Regions from separate parts of the Homo sapiens genome. Here all the other regions are linked to region 2. A link is an interaction called in ENCODE POLR2A ChIA-PET data of the cell type or tissue named here. Cell type or tissue: Panc1. All regions are shown on one strand. Links, peaks and the distances in the headings refer to the core of each region. The heading gives the core; the rest is flanking DNA. Region 1 overlaps NSRP1 (nuclear speckle splicing regulatory protein 1). Region 2 overlaps EFCAB5 (EF-hand calcium binding domain 5). Region 3 overlaps EFCAB5 (EF-hand calcium binding domain 5).

Region 1 (4,635 bases), core at 162-4,161, 76 kb before region 2:
GTACAACTATGTCAACGACATTACAGAGTTTCATGGCAGCCTAATAAATATTCCAGATGAAACTCTAATACAAAGATATAACGTAATATAATTTCCATTCAAAACCTGAATCTTCAAATACATTTTCTTAGGTTCATACTTCTCACCAATTTTATAATCAAAGCCTAGCAGCGTAGGGAGGGAGTGGGGCATAAACTTCCTCTCCTCACCTTAATTCTATTCTCCTACCTCTTCCCTTCCTTAGCAACACAGACTCAGATCTACCCAGAACATTCCTGTTAAAAAAAATTTTTTTTTTTTTGCTTAGGACAGACTCTTTTACCTTCAGCTACATAATTATGGCATAATCATCTCACCATTCCTATAATACCTTATAACTTTATTCAAAAATCCTCTAATCCTTTACCTTCTAGACCAGCATTAATAGAAATGCCTCAAGAAATGGTAATGTTCATATGTGAGCTGTCCCCAGTATGGCAACCACCAGCCAAATATGGCAACTGAGTATATGAAATGTGGCCGCTGTGATCAAAACTTTAAATTTTATTTACTTAATTTTATTATTTATTTATTATTATTATTTTTTGAGACAGAGTCTTGCACTGTCACCCAAGCTGGAGTGCAGTGGCGCAATCTCAGCTCACTGCAACCTCCGCCTCCTGTGTTCACGCCATTCTCCTGCCTCAGCCTCCCAAGTAGCTGGGACAACAGGCGCCCGCCACCACGCCTGGCTAATTTTTTGTATTTTTAGTAGAGACGGGATTTCACCGTGCTGGCCAGGATGGTCTCAATCTCCTGACCTCGCAATCCGCCCGCCTTGGCCTCCCAAAGTGCTGGGATTATAGGCATGAGCCACCGTGCCCAGCCATTTTATTTTTTGAGATGGAGTCTGGCTCTGTCGCCAGGTTGGAGTGCAGTGGCGCTATCTCAGCTCACTGCAATCTCCGCCTCCCGAGTTTAAGCAATTCTCCTGCCTCAACCTCCCCAGGAGGTGGGATTACAGGCATGTGCCACAATGCCGAGCTAATTTTTGTATTTTTAGTAGAGACAGGGTTTCACCATGTTGGCCAGGATGGTCTCCATCTCCTGATCTCATGATCCACCTGCCTCAGCCTCCCAAAGTGCTGGGATAACAGGCGTGAGTCACTGCGCCCAACCTACTTTATTTACTTTAAATTAATTTAAGTAGCTACACGTGACTAGTGCCTACATACTAACAGTGCAGTTCTAGCCCCGATATGTAAGTCTTACATTTTAGGAAGGCTGGGTTCTATTTATGAAAACAAACCACTTTCCTTTTTATACACTATCTGAACATGTATATAAGACTTATATTGTAGACACCTAATTCTTTCCAACTTTCTCCTTAATTCTGACAGCAAAATCATTTTAAGGTACCAGGCACCAATCATTTTAAGGATCATGAGGAATACCCACATTCTTATTTAAAAAAAAAAAAAAAAAAAAAAAAGCAGCCAGGTGCAGTGGCTCATACCTGTAATCCCAGCACTTTGGGAGGCTGAGATAGAGGGGGGATCCCTCAAACCCAGGAGTTCAAGACCAGCCTGGGCAACATAAAGCCCCATCTCCACAACAAAAATACAAAAAGAGGCTGGGCGTGGTGGCTCATGCATATAATCCCAGTACTTTGGGAGGCCGAGGCGGGTGGATCACCTGAGGTCAGGAATTCGAGACTAGTCTGGCCAACATGGTGAAACTCCATCTCTACTAAAAATACAAAGATTAGCCGGGCGTAGTGCATGCACCTATAGTCCCAGCTACTCAGGAAGCTGAGGCACGAGAATCCCTTGAACTTGAGAGGCAGAGGTTGCAGTAAGCAGAGATCGCGCCATTGCACTCCAGCCTGGGTGACAGAGCAAGACTCCATTCCATCTAAAAAAAAAAAAAACAAAAAAAAAAAACCACACACACAACAACAACAACAAAAAACACAAAAAGAAAATTCGCTGGGCATGATGGCTTGCACCTGTAGTCCCAGCTACTTGGGAGGATCATTTGAGCCCATGAGGCAAAGGCTGCAGTGAGCTATGATTGAACCACTGTACTCCATCCACCCTAGGCGACAGAGTGAGACTCTGCCTCAAAAAAAAAAAAAAAAAAGAAAAAAGAAAAAACTACAATTTGATTTTGCTTTCCCTTGAAGATTTTGCTCTCCCTTGTTAAGACCCATAAATCACTTAAAAATTCAGAAACTTTATACATTAAAAGTCTGTCTTTGGTTTTACAATAATATTAAACTCAATCACTGTTTTAATGTAACAATTTCTGTGAAATGCAGAATAAAAATGATCTTAAACTAAATCTGTAGGTTTTAAAATCAAGAAACTGCAAATTTCTAGCCATTCATTCAGTTAGGTAAGGCTGGCTGACAACACAATATGCAATGTTGTAATCTTCCATCTTTCAGAGGGTTAAAATGACCCCACAACCACAGATTATTAACAGTATTTTTCTTCAAAATATTTCATACACGTCTCCTCACCTGGCTTCACGAAAGCTGCATTTAGGTACTTCCTCTTCACCAACTGCTTGATTTAATAGGTGCCTATAAAATCCACTGAGATCTTTCTGCTTGGTTACATCCAAACATGCTAACAGAGGGAAAGCAAAAATTAGAATATATTCAATAAGGCACAGTGCAGTTTCATTTTACAGACATACAGTATATAACATACAGTGTGTAAACTACTCGCTGGATCAGGAGTTGGCAAACTGCAGGCCAAATCTGGCCTGTTGCCTGTTTTCATAAATAAATTTTTATTGAAACAAAGCCCTGTTCATTTATGTATTGTCCACAACTGCTTTTGTACTACAAAGGCAGAGCTCAGTAACTGCGACAGAGATCATATACACAAAAAGCCCTAAAGTATGAATATGATCTGGCATTCAAAATATGAATTTATAAATTTAAAGTCTTAAAATATGAATACTAAAATACTATCTGGTCCTTTACAGAAAGTTTGCCGACTGGCACTCTAAACACATAGTACATGCTTAGACAGAATGTTATAGACTTGGTTTTCTTCTACTTAAAAGCTGAAGAGGATGGGCGCAGTGGCTCACGCCTGTAATCCTACAACTTTGGGAGGCTGAGGTGGGTGGATCACCTGAGCTCAGGAGTTCGAGACCAACCTGGCCAACATGGTAAAACTCCGTCTCTATAAAAATATAAAAATTATCCAGGTGTGGTGGTGCATGCCTGTAATCCCAGCTACTTGGGAGCCTGAGGCATAAGAATCACTTGAACTTGGGAGGCAGAGGTTGCAGTGAGCCAAGATCATACGACTGCACTCCAGCCTGGGCGACACAGCGAGACTCTGTCCAAAAAGCTGATGAGCATTTGTCAATTAAAGTATTTACAGGGCTGGTCATGGTGGCTCACACCTGTAATGCCAACACTTTGGGAGGCTGAGGCAGGAAGATTGCTTGAGCCCAGGAGTTCGAGACCAGCCCCGGCAACATAGTGAGACCCCGTCTCTACAAAAAATACAAAAAGTAACCAGACGTGGTGGTATGTTCCCGTAGTCCCAGCTACTCAAGAGGCTGAGGTGGGAGGATCACTGGAGCCTGGGAGGTCAGGGCTGCAGTGAGCCATGGTTGAGCCACTGCACTCCAGCCTGGGTGACAGAGACCCAGTCTCAAAAAAAAAAGTATTTTATAAATACATATTCTACTTAGATCTTGAGAAATAATCATGAGTAGAAAGCACTAAGGTAAAGCATTAAGATATTCTTAATTCATCCAATTTTTATTCTTTCTTCAATTAATGTTATTCTTTTTCTAATTGCCTCATTGATCCTCCTTGAGTGGTGTTACTCTATTATTTTCTCATCCCAAAAAAATGTAACTAGGGTTTAAAATTATATTTATATTGTTTCTGACAAATGCCATGGCGTTATACTTTGTAATAAATGTTTTTACATTTCAGATCATGTTCTAAGGCAAAAGCCACAAAATGAGAACTAAGAGAAAAGTCTAGTAGAAATAATAGTTACTGAAGAGTTCAACTGTGTTTTTAGTTAAACTTTCCTTTCTGTTTTATACTGCTATATAATACCATATTCCTTGTGTCTTGAATTCCTATATATAAATTATGATCACAAACTCATAACCCTAAAGTTCAGTGACAGAGCAAACAGCTAACCACAGGGGAGAGATTCTGCTACTGTTTCCTTGTGCCTTTCCCACTCTTTCATTTTACCTTCCAGTGCAGCAGCCCTCTTTTCTCTTTCTTCTTCTTCAGCTCTCTCTTGCAGTTTTTTCTTATATGCAGATGTCACAAATGCTTCTTTATCATCAAACTCCCCCTTTTCCATTTCTCGTTCTCTCTGTATTTTCTTTTCCATTCTTTTTTCCTGTTCCTTTTTTCTGATCTCAACTGCTTTTAGCAAGTTGTGAATATACTTGGGCTAAGGAAATAAAAAAGATTTAGGAAAAGAGTAAAAAAATAGTAATTGTTAATATTATAATTTTTATAATGAATTCATTAAGATAGAAATGATTGGCCCAAATAAGATTGTCTTCCCTACATTCAATATAAACTTACTAGCAAGATTAATATTGAAACTGTTTTCCATAAAAATTTAGGTGTAGCAGAGATAGAAATTGTTTATA
Region 2 (4,635 bases), core at 303-4,302:
ACTGTCATTCATAAAAGTTGCTTTTTCCCAGGAGTCAATGACTAATATTCAAACAGAATGGTCCAATGGAAAGACTATATAGAGTTGAACAGATGAGGGTTCTGTCCAATGGAAAGACTATATAGAGTTGAACAGATCTTGGCTCTACACCAATGAGTTTTGTCACTTAACTGCTCTGAGCCTCAGTTTCTTCTTCCATAAAACAAAATTGTAAGAATTGTTTTTTTCTTTTGAGACAGGGTCTTGCCCTGTTGCCCAGGCTGGAGTGCAGTGGCACGATCATGGCTCACTGCAGCCTCAATCTCCCATGCTCAGGTGATCCTCCCACTTCAGCCTCCCAAGTAGCTGGGACCAGAGGCTGAGAAAATATATGTGAAGATCTGTCACAGAGTAGTTGCTCAAAAATATTAACTACCGGCTGGGCACAGTGACTCACACCTGTAATCCCAGCACATTGGGAGGCAGAGGCAAGTGGATCACTTGAGGTCAGGAGTTTGAGATCAGCCTGGCCAACATGGTGAAACCCCATCTCTACTAAAAATACAAAAATTAGCCAGGCGTGGTGGTGGGCACCTGTGATCCCAGCTACTTGGGAAGCTGAGGCAGGAGAATCGCTTGGACCTGGGAGGTGGAGGTTGCAGTGAACTGAGATTGTGCCACTGCACTCCAGCCTGGGTGGCAGAGTGAGACTCCATTTCAAAAAATAATAATAATAATAATTACCCCCTTTCTTTCAGATGCCTCTCATCCACAAGTCTATTTTATTCATTTCTGTTATTCCTAGTAACTAACTCAGTGCCTAACCCAATACATGTTTGCTGATTTGAGTAAACCATTTGGTTATAATTGAGTTCAAGCTTTATTATTTATTTATTTATAATTATAAATAAATAATTTATTCATTATCTTTAATAATAGAGACAGGGTCTTATGTTGCCCAGGCTAGTCTTGAACTTCTGGCCTCAAGCAATCCTCCCACCTCGGCCTCCTAAAGTGCTGGGATTACAGCCATGAGCCACTGCACCTGGCTTTTTTTTTAATTGAGTAAAAGCTTTTAAATATCAAGTCTTCTATCCAATAGCTTATTAACAGTAATGACAATGATCTATTAGAATTGCTAAGCAGAACATATTTTATTTTCTTGTCTTTTATCAACACAAAGGAACAAGATTCTCTGAATTAGGTTTAGCTGTCCTATGGTTTGGAAGGAACTATACAACAAAAGGTATAATATGGGATAGGAATGGCACGTAAAATGTGGAAAACATTCACAAGTCTCAATTTTTATTTGAAGCTGACTTTAAAGCGTGGATCCAATTAATTTTCTAAAATTCTCTGTTTTAACACACACGCACACACACACACCACCCTGGCATTGTCTTTTCTCATTCAATTATAAGTGTTCAATAAATGTTAAATTGAAACATTAAATTAAGGAATAATGAATTAGGTTTCTCAAATACTAAAATTCTTTCCAGATTATAGCTCAGTAACATTAGAGAGAATTATGAATAAAAACAAAACAGATGCTGGTCATGAGATCACATTCAAAATACCTGATTCATCTCATTTTATGAGCAATACTAGACCAATCGACATACATACTTAAAATATTGAAGGTGCATTTGTTATAATTCATCTCTCTTTCTGTTTTTTGTTTTGTTTTGTTTGTTTGTTTCGTTTTTTGAGATGGAGTCTCACTCTGTCGCCCAGGCTGGAGTGCAGTGGCACCTTGTGGGCTCACTGCAACCTCCGTCTCCTGGGTTCAAGCGATTTTCCTGCCTCAGCCTCCCAAGTAGCTGGGATTACAGACGCCCATCACCAGGCCTGGCTAATTTTTATATTTTTGGTAGAGACGGGGTTTCATCATGTTGGCCAGGCTGGTCTCGAACTCGTGACCTCAGATGATCCGGCCTCCCAAGGTGCTGGGATTACAGGCGTGAGCAACCGCGCTCGGCCAATTCATCTCTCTTTCTGTTAATTAGTTTCCTGGAAACCCTGCAAGGTAAATGATACAGGTTTCCAAAGATAATGTTTCAATGCTATGAAGCTAAATAAAATTCACCCTAGGACACTCCTAAAAGTCCTTATTTTCGGAGACAAAACAGCTCTGCTGCTCCCCTCAGCTTTTCTTCCGCCCTTCCCTAATGCCCATGAAGAGCTCTGTTCCTTTGACCCCTGCCACAGTGTTCTTATCTGAACATCCACGTGAGCAGACGCCCATCTGCAAGCCATTATTAAGCTAGTCGCCATCTCCATGGTGATTCAACGACACGGGGATGGTGAGCGAGGTCGCTGTCTTTCACAAGACCCTGTTGCTTATTTCCTGTGTTATTGTTACCGAGACAGAAGCTCCGAAAGTGTCTGGACGGTGGTTCCTGTTTCCCTGTCCTTTCCAGAGGTTGATGCGTTAACGACCGGCTCTAACGATTCCTCTAATGAGCCTCCAGCGCTCTGCTGGGTTCCCTATTAACGGTTGAGTGCTACTGCCCTCTTGTGGTAGATGCAGGCCGGATCTTTGCAGCTTGACCCACGACAGACCCCACTCACACAGACTTTGCAATTTTTTCAAGCAGATAAACGCTTCTTTTATAACCATAGAAATAACGCTTTTTTTTTTTGCTTTGCTTTGGAAAAGTGTATAGTAAATTATTTGAATATATCTAAGCTATAGAGAGTACTGGGTGACCTTTGAGTCTATCTATGGACATTAGTTCAGAAACATGATATTTTTGTAGGTTCTAGTTTAATCAAACTTTTAATTACATAGTGAATTCATTATGCTGGAAACACTGGGCTATAGTAGGATATTTCTGAATTAAAACTCCATTTATGGATCCCTGCTTTTAACACTGGATTAATAAAGTTAAATCTTTTGGGGATGATGGATAATTAGTATAGATGGGCAAAGCAAAAAGAAAGAAGTACTTAAGCTTCAAGTACAAAAGCTAAAATGTAACTGCTCCTTTCAACTAACAATCCAAGATCAGCCACATTTGTTGATGTTCCTCTCCTTCATTAGTTCTCTTAGTTTTAGTTCTCATTTCTATTGCTTCACATACCCCAAGTCACTCCTTAACATGACAGCCACACACAATAAACTGAAGGTCCTTGCAGCAATAGAAGGGTATGTGTATGCAAATTTCTTTTCTTTTCTTTTTTAGATGGAGTTTTGCTCTTGTTGTCCAGCCTGGAGTGCAATGGCGTGATCTTGGCTCACTGCAACCTCCACCTCATGGGTTCAAGCCATTCTCCTGCCTCAGCCTCCTGAGTAGTTGGGACTACAGGCATGCACGCCTGGCTAATTCTTCTGTATTATTAGTAGAGATGGGGTTTCACCACGTTGGCCAGGCTGGTCTTGAACTCCTGACCTCAGGTGATCCACGTGCCTTGGCCTCCCAAAGTGCTGGGATTACAGGTGTGAGCCACTGCGCCCGGTCATATATGCAAATTTCAATCAATCTTTTTGTAGGCAGGAGAATTTACATTTGCCATGGCAATCAGGAATTTAATATGTCATTGTTAATTTAATATGGTCCCAAAGGCACTGTAGTGTACTGCCTCCCAGATTTATCAGGAAAAATATCAATGTTACACGGGGAGTTAAAAACACATTTTTCTCTAGTAATCGAAGTTTGAGGGGGAAGTTTGTTCTAGGATGAATGCTGAGTTCTTGCACGTATATCAGTTTCATTCCCATGGCAAGCATATTTCTGTACAGTGTCACAAGCATAATTTCTGTACAATATCACATAATTTCTATACAATATCACATGTAGTGGCTTTTTAAATGATGTAGCTATAAATCAAGTCATGTGTAAATTGAAATCAATGCAAATTATATTTACAAAATTCATAGTTTAATGTAGTGGCCTCCAAACTCTTTTGCTCATGTACCTCTATCAGTAACAAACATTGAGCATGTGCCCATATATATATATATTTATAATATATATATTTATAAATTATTTATTTTAAAACATTTTAAACAAAAAATAGAAATTAACAATGAGTTAAAACCATTATAAAGAAAAGTCCTTTGGCCGGATGCAGTGGCTCACGCATGTAATCTCAACACTTGGGAGGACAAGGCAGGTGGATTGCTTGAGTCCTGGAGTTCAAAACCAGCCTGGGCAACATGGTCTGTCTCTACAAAAAATACAAAAATTAGCTGGGCATGGTGGTGTGGGCCTCTAGTGTCAGCTACTAGGGAGGCTCAGGTGGGAGGAGGGAGAATCACCTGAGCCTGAGAGGGAGAGGTTGCAGTAAGCCAAGATTGTGCCACTGTACTTCGGCCTGGGTGACAGAGTGAGACCTTGTCTCCAAAAAAAGAAACAAAGAAAAAAAGAAAAGTCCTTAGTCCTTTGGTATTTTTCTTTCTTTCTTTCTGTCTTTCAATGTCTCAACAGAATCATCTTTGATATTTTTCTTGCGCCCCAGAGACAGTTTTTTAAAAAATCTTCTGGGGTGCTTCCACTTAACTTTGGAGACCACCAAGTTAAAATATGAAAGAAATTGAATGGATAATGCTTTTCTAGATGATTAACATGCATTCAATTTTGCTACGTCTGAAATTCCTACTAAGACTAATGTAAAGGAAAAGAAAGAAGAAAAGAAAAAGAAAAAGAAGACATA
Region 3 (4,635 bases), core at 337-4,336, 54 kb after region 2:
ATAAAAAGCAAGTCTTTATCCATGACAATCTTTCAATGGGGCTATGTTTTTCCAACATTCATTTCTTCCCCCTATCTCTTTCCCTCTTCTTTGTTCTTCATTCCTCAATTATTTTCCTCTACAGTTATGTGGATACCTAGAACAGAATACTAGGGAAAGACTGGATAGTATTCACAGAATCCCACTGTTAAACAACAACAATAAAACCCTGGTGTCTGTACTATAAAGAGTGGAAATCATGCCACAAGACTGTCCCCATTTCTCCCAAAACAGTAGTGGTAAGCCATAAAATTGCAATTCTCACAATTTTCAGAAATACTCCAAGTATATCACCCACAGATTTGTAAGTATCCAATTAATAAATCTTCACACAGAAATAAAATATTGACATTCTTGGCCAGGTGTGGTGGCTCAATGCCTGTAATCCCAGCACTTTGGGAAGCCAAGGCAGGTGGATGCCTGAGGTCAGGAGTTTGAGACCTGCCTGCCCAACATGGCAAAACCCCGTCTCTACTAAAAATACAAAAAAATAGCTGGGTGTGGTGGCAGGCGCCTGTAATCCCAGACACTTGGGAGGATGAGGCAGGGGGAATCGCTTGAACCTGGGAGGCAGAAGTTGCAGTGAGCTGAGATCGCGCCATTGTACTCCAGCCTCGGCAACAGAGCGAGACTCTGTCTCAAAAAAAAGACATTCTTTGGGAAACTCAGCCAGTACAATACCTTCTCTTTAAAAAAAATGAAAATAAACTGACCACAGTGGCACATCCCTGTAGTCCTGGCTACTCTGGAGGCTGAGGCAGGAGGATTGCTGGAGCCCAGGAGTTTGAAGCCAGTCTGGGCAACATAGCAAGACCCCATCTCTGAAAACGTAAAATAACATAAAATAAAAAAAAATAAAAATAAACCCCATAATTGTACTTGTTTTGGAAATAACATAAAAAGGATATTTTACTGTATAAGTAAATGCTTGGGAAAAGGAAATACTGTTCTTATACATCTTATAATTTTAAGTTGGGCATTAAAAATGGAATTACCAGGCTGGGTACGGTGGCTTACACCTACAATCCCAGCACCCAGGCATTTGAGACTATCCTTGGCAACAGGGTGAAACCTTCTCTCTATTAAAAATACAAAAAATTAGCTGGGCATGGTGGTGCACACCTGTAGTCCCAGCTACTCAGGTGGCTGAGGTGGGAGAATCATCTCCCACCTGGGAGGTTGAGGCTGCAGTGAGTCATGATCATGCCACTGCACTCCAGCCTGGGTGAGAAGAGTAAGACTCAAAAAAATTTTTTTGTTAATAAAATGGAATTACCATTACTAACTTAATTTCCAAAACATTCAGACTGTCACTAAAGCATTTCTTCATTTGAATGAATTTAGAATTGAGTTCTAGCTGAGTTCTGATATAAAATTTTTGAGTATTGCACTGTGGTGAAAAATACATCTAGTTGTGATGAAGAGTGAATTTCGTGGAGGGAATAAACAACTAGATACAGTTATCATGATCTAAGAGAGCTATTATGTGAAGGGATTCCATGGTGGTAGAATAATCTTGTGTTAACATATCAGTGTATCATATCAGTACATATCAGTGCACTGCGACACTCCAGCTTGAACATACTCCCTCTGAGCGGCACTTACATTGTCGTGGGTTTCGAAGTAAACTCCTAAGCATTTGTGAACTATGGTCATAGAACAATTCCAGCAGGGCCAATGTCCTCTGCCGATCCAAAAACCCTACCTAAGCAAAGAAGAAAGTTTGTGATTAGTTGTTACAGGAGATTTAAGATTTTTATGCAGTTGGAACGTGGCTTATTGAAGCTTTTATCATCACTATCACCACAACAATCATTATCATGTAAATAAAAGCTGCAGCATCAAAATCAAGAAAGTTATATCTTGCCTTTAGGCTTATACTCTACTTTCCCATTCTGTGACGTGTCAAAATGACCTCTACTTAGTAAATGTTTAAGAAATATTTGTGACTGACTTATTGATGGCTAAATCCAATGTATAATGTTCAGTACTTATCTTACCTGACCTGAGTATGTCACTTGAAACAATTTACCGCTCCCTACTTGTCCTTTTTCCATTGTTATTTTTAAAAAATTTTTTTGATTATAGAAAAATATAGAAAATGATAGAATTAACATATGTGTTCCCAACACCCAGAAATAATGATTGTTAACATTTTGTGTATGTGCTTTAAAAAGCCTGATATAGCAACACAGTGAGACCTCCATTGCTTCAAAAAATAAAAAATTAGCCAGGCATGGTGGTGTACACCTGTAGTCCTAGCCACTCCAGAGGCTGAGGCCAGAGGATATGTTGATTTGCAGTGAGCTATGATCATGTCACTGCAGTCCAGCCTGGCTGACAGAGCAAGACCTTGTCTCAAAAACAAAAACAAAAAAACCTGATATAGGCCAGGCGCGGTGGCTCACGCCTGTAATCCCAGCACTTTGGGAGGCCGAGGTGGGTGGATCACCTAAGGTCGGGAGTTCGAGACCAGCCTGACCAACGCAGAGAAACCCTGTCTCTACTAAAAAGACAAAAATTAGCTGGGCATGTTGGTGGGCACCTGTAATCCCAGCTACTCGGGAGGCTGAGGCAGGAGAATCACTTGAACCCAGGAGGCGGAGGTTGCGGTGAACAGAGATCATGCCATTGCACTCCAGCCTAGGCAACAAGAGCAAAATTCCATCTAAAAAAAAAAAAGAAAAAAAAGTACCTGATACAGTACGTATGTCTTTCTTCAAATTGCTTTTATTTACTCAACATTGAGATCTAATTCATATCTGTAAAGAAATATATTTTATACTTTTTAACTGCAATAAGGCATTCTGTAATATGGAAACACCATAATTAAAAAAAAACTCCTCTATTGATGGTGTTTTGATTATTTTCAGTATTTTGATATCAACGTAATGCTGCAATGGATATCCTTATACACGTCTCCTGTGTACATATGCAAACGTTTCTCTAGGATAAATAACTAGAAGTGGAATTACTGGATTGCATAATGTATGCATTTCAACTTTATTAGTTATAGCCAAATTGCTTCACAAAATGTTCATACCAATTTACATTCTTGCCAGCATTGAATGACAGTGTTATTTCTTCATATCCACATCAATACTTGATATTGTTAGAGTTTATTATTTTTTGTAATCTGATAGATAAAAATGGTATCATTATTTTAATTTGCATTTCCCTGATTACTAGTGAGATTTAATATATTTTCATGTGCTTATTATATGTATGGGTTTTTCCTCTTCTGTGAATGGATTTTTCAGATCTTTTTCCCATTTTTCAGTTGGGACCAGTTGCCTATTTCTTTTGTTTTTTTTTTGTTTGTTTTTGTTTTTGTTTTTGTTTTGAGACACAGTCTCGCTCTGTCGCCCAGGCTGGAGTGCAGTGGCATGATCTCGGCTCACTGCAACCTCCGCCTCCCGGGTTCAAGCAATTCTCCTGCCTCAGCCTCCGGAGTAGCTGGGACTACAGGCGCATGCCACCACGCCTGGCTAATTTTTGTATTTTTAGTAGAGACAGGGTTTCACCATGTTGGCCAGGGTAGTCTCAGTCTCTTGACCTCGTGATCCGCCCACCTCAGCCTCCCAAAGCAAAAATTTTAACAAGGTCATAAACCCTGTATTTTTATGGGGCTTATCTCCCATCCTCTGACACACATTAGCTGTCTTACCAAGGTATCTAATGCTACTTTACCAAGGTATCTAATGCTGCTTTCAGCTCATCAAGTCCAATCATCATGATGGATATCATGGACCTGTTCTGTGATGTCAATACAATCAAGGTCTATGTATACTAGATTACGATAGAGAAAAGAAGAACTGCCTTAGCCCTAAGAGAATGCAGTGAAAAGTATTGCTATTCTTGACAGGTGAAATCAAATTTCTTTTGGTCCTTGTAAACTTCTCTAGAGAAAACAGCATTTGCCAGACCAATAGTTGTTGTGAATGAGAGAGCTACGTCAATTTGATTCAATAAAGATTCCACACCTGGAATAGCCATGTAAATAGAGCCACAGTAATCTACATTCTTCAAGATGTAGGCTGGGCGCAGCAGCTCATGCCTGTAATCCCAGCACTTTGGGATGCTGGGGTAGGCGGATCACCTGAGGTCAGGAGTTTAAGAGCAGCCTGGCCAACACAGTGAAACCCCATCTCTACTAAAAATATAAAAATTAGCCAGGCATGGTGGCACGTGTCCTAACTACTTGGGAGGCTGAGGTAGGAGAATCGCTCGAACCCAGGAGGTGGATGTTGCAGTGAGCTGAGATCATGACACTGTACTCCAGCCTGGGTGACAGGGTGAGACTCTGTCTCACAAAAGAAAAAAAAAAAAAAGAAGTATCCTCCACCTTCTACATAGACAAAACAGGAAAATTAGATAAGAATATGATAGGATTACTTCCCCTGAATCGTTTATATATTTTCATATCTATCTCTGTGGAGTTTTTTGTTTTTGTTATATGATTATGTATTTTTTTTTTTAACATTCTGGCAGACAGGGAAAGTTCAGGAGTTTCTGTTACCATAATACCAGGTCCTTCCTACCATAATAGTCCTCAGTTCCCAAAATGGAGAACAAATGTGAAGATTCTGCTGGTTG

What was found. Peaks named below come from ENCODE experiments on the same cell type or tissue, not always from the same donor. Only the 100,000 strongest peaks of a DNase experiment are listed, where the experiment ranks them.
Region 1: POLR2A ChIA-PET joins it to region 2 with 11 read pairs; 3 of 35 experiments call an interaction of 5 or more read pairs at or near these places.
Region 3: POLR2A ChIA-PET joins it to region 2 with 20 read pairs; 4 of 35 experiments call an interaction of 5 or more read pairs at or near these places.

The regions. Positions count from the first base shown.
Region 1 is chr17:30,178,885-30,183,519 of GRCh38, reverse strand. NSRP1 (nuclear speckle splicing regulatory protein 1) reads right to left here. Exons shown (of 7, transcript NM_032141.4): 5 at 4,223-4,430; 6 at 2,504-2,612. Among named protein-coding and RNA genes, the nearest start is that of SLC6A4, 54 kb to the left of the region's middle. In Panc1, for the core only: no CTCF peak of the experiment used is centred there; no DNase peak of the experiment used is centred there.
Region 2 is chr17:30,102,538-30,107,172 of GRCh38, reverse strand. All of the region lies in intron 22 of EFCAB5 (EF-hand calcium binding domain 5), which reads right to left. Among named protein-coding and RNA genes, the nearest start is that of NSRP1, 12 kb to the left of the region's middle. RefSeq lists silencers at 2,028-2,129, 2,477-2,576. In Panc1, for the core only: CTCF peaks have their summits at 2,235 and 2,493 (motif pointing left); a DNase peak (open chromatin) is centred at 2,402; H3K4me3 peaks cover 603 bases; H3K27ac peaks cover 407 bases.
Region 3 is chr17:30,048,227-30,052,861 of GRCh38, reverse strand. It overlaps EFCAB5 (EF-hand calcium binding domain 5), which reads right to left. Exons shown (of 23, transcript NM_198529.4): 9 at 1,645-1,744. Among named protein-coding and RNA genes, the nearest start is that of NSRP1, 66 kb to the left of the region's middle. In Panc1, for the core only: no CTCF peak of the experiment used is centred there; no DNase peak of the experiment used is centred there; H3K27me3 peaks cover 346 bases.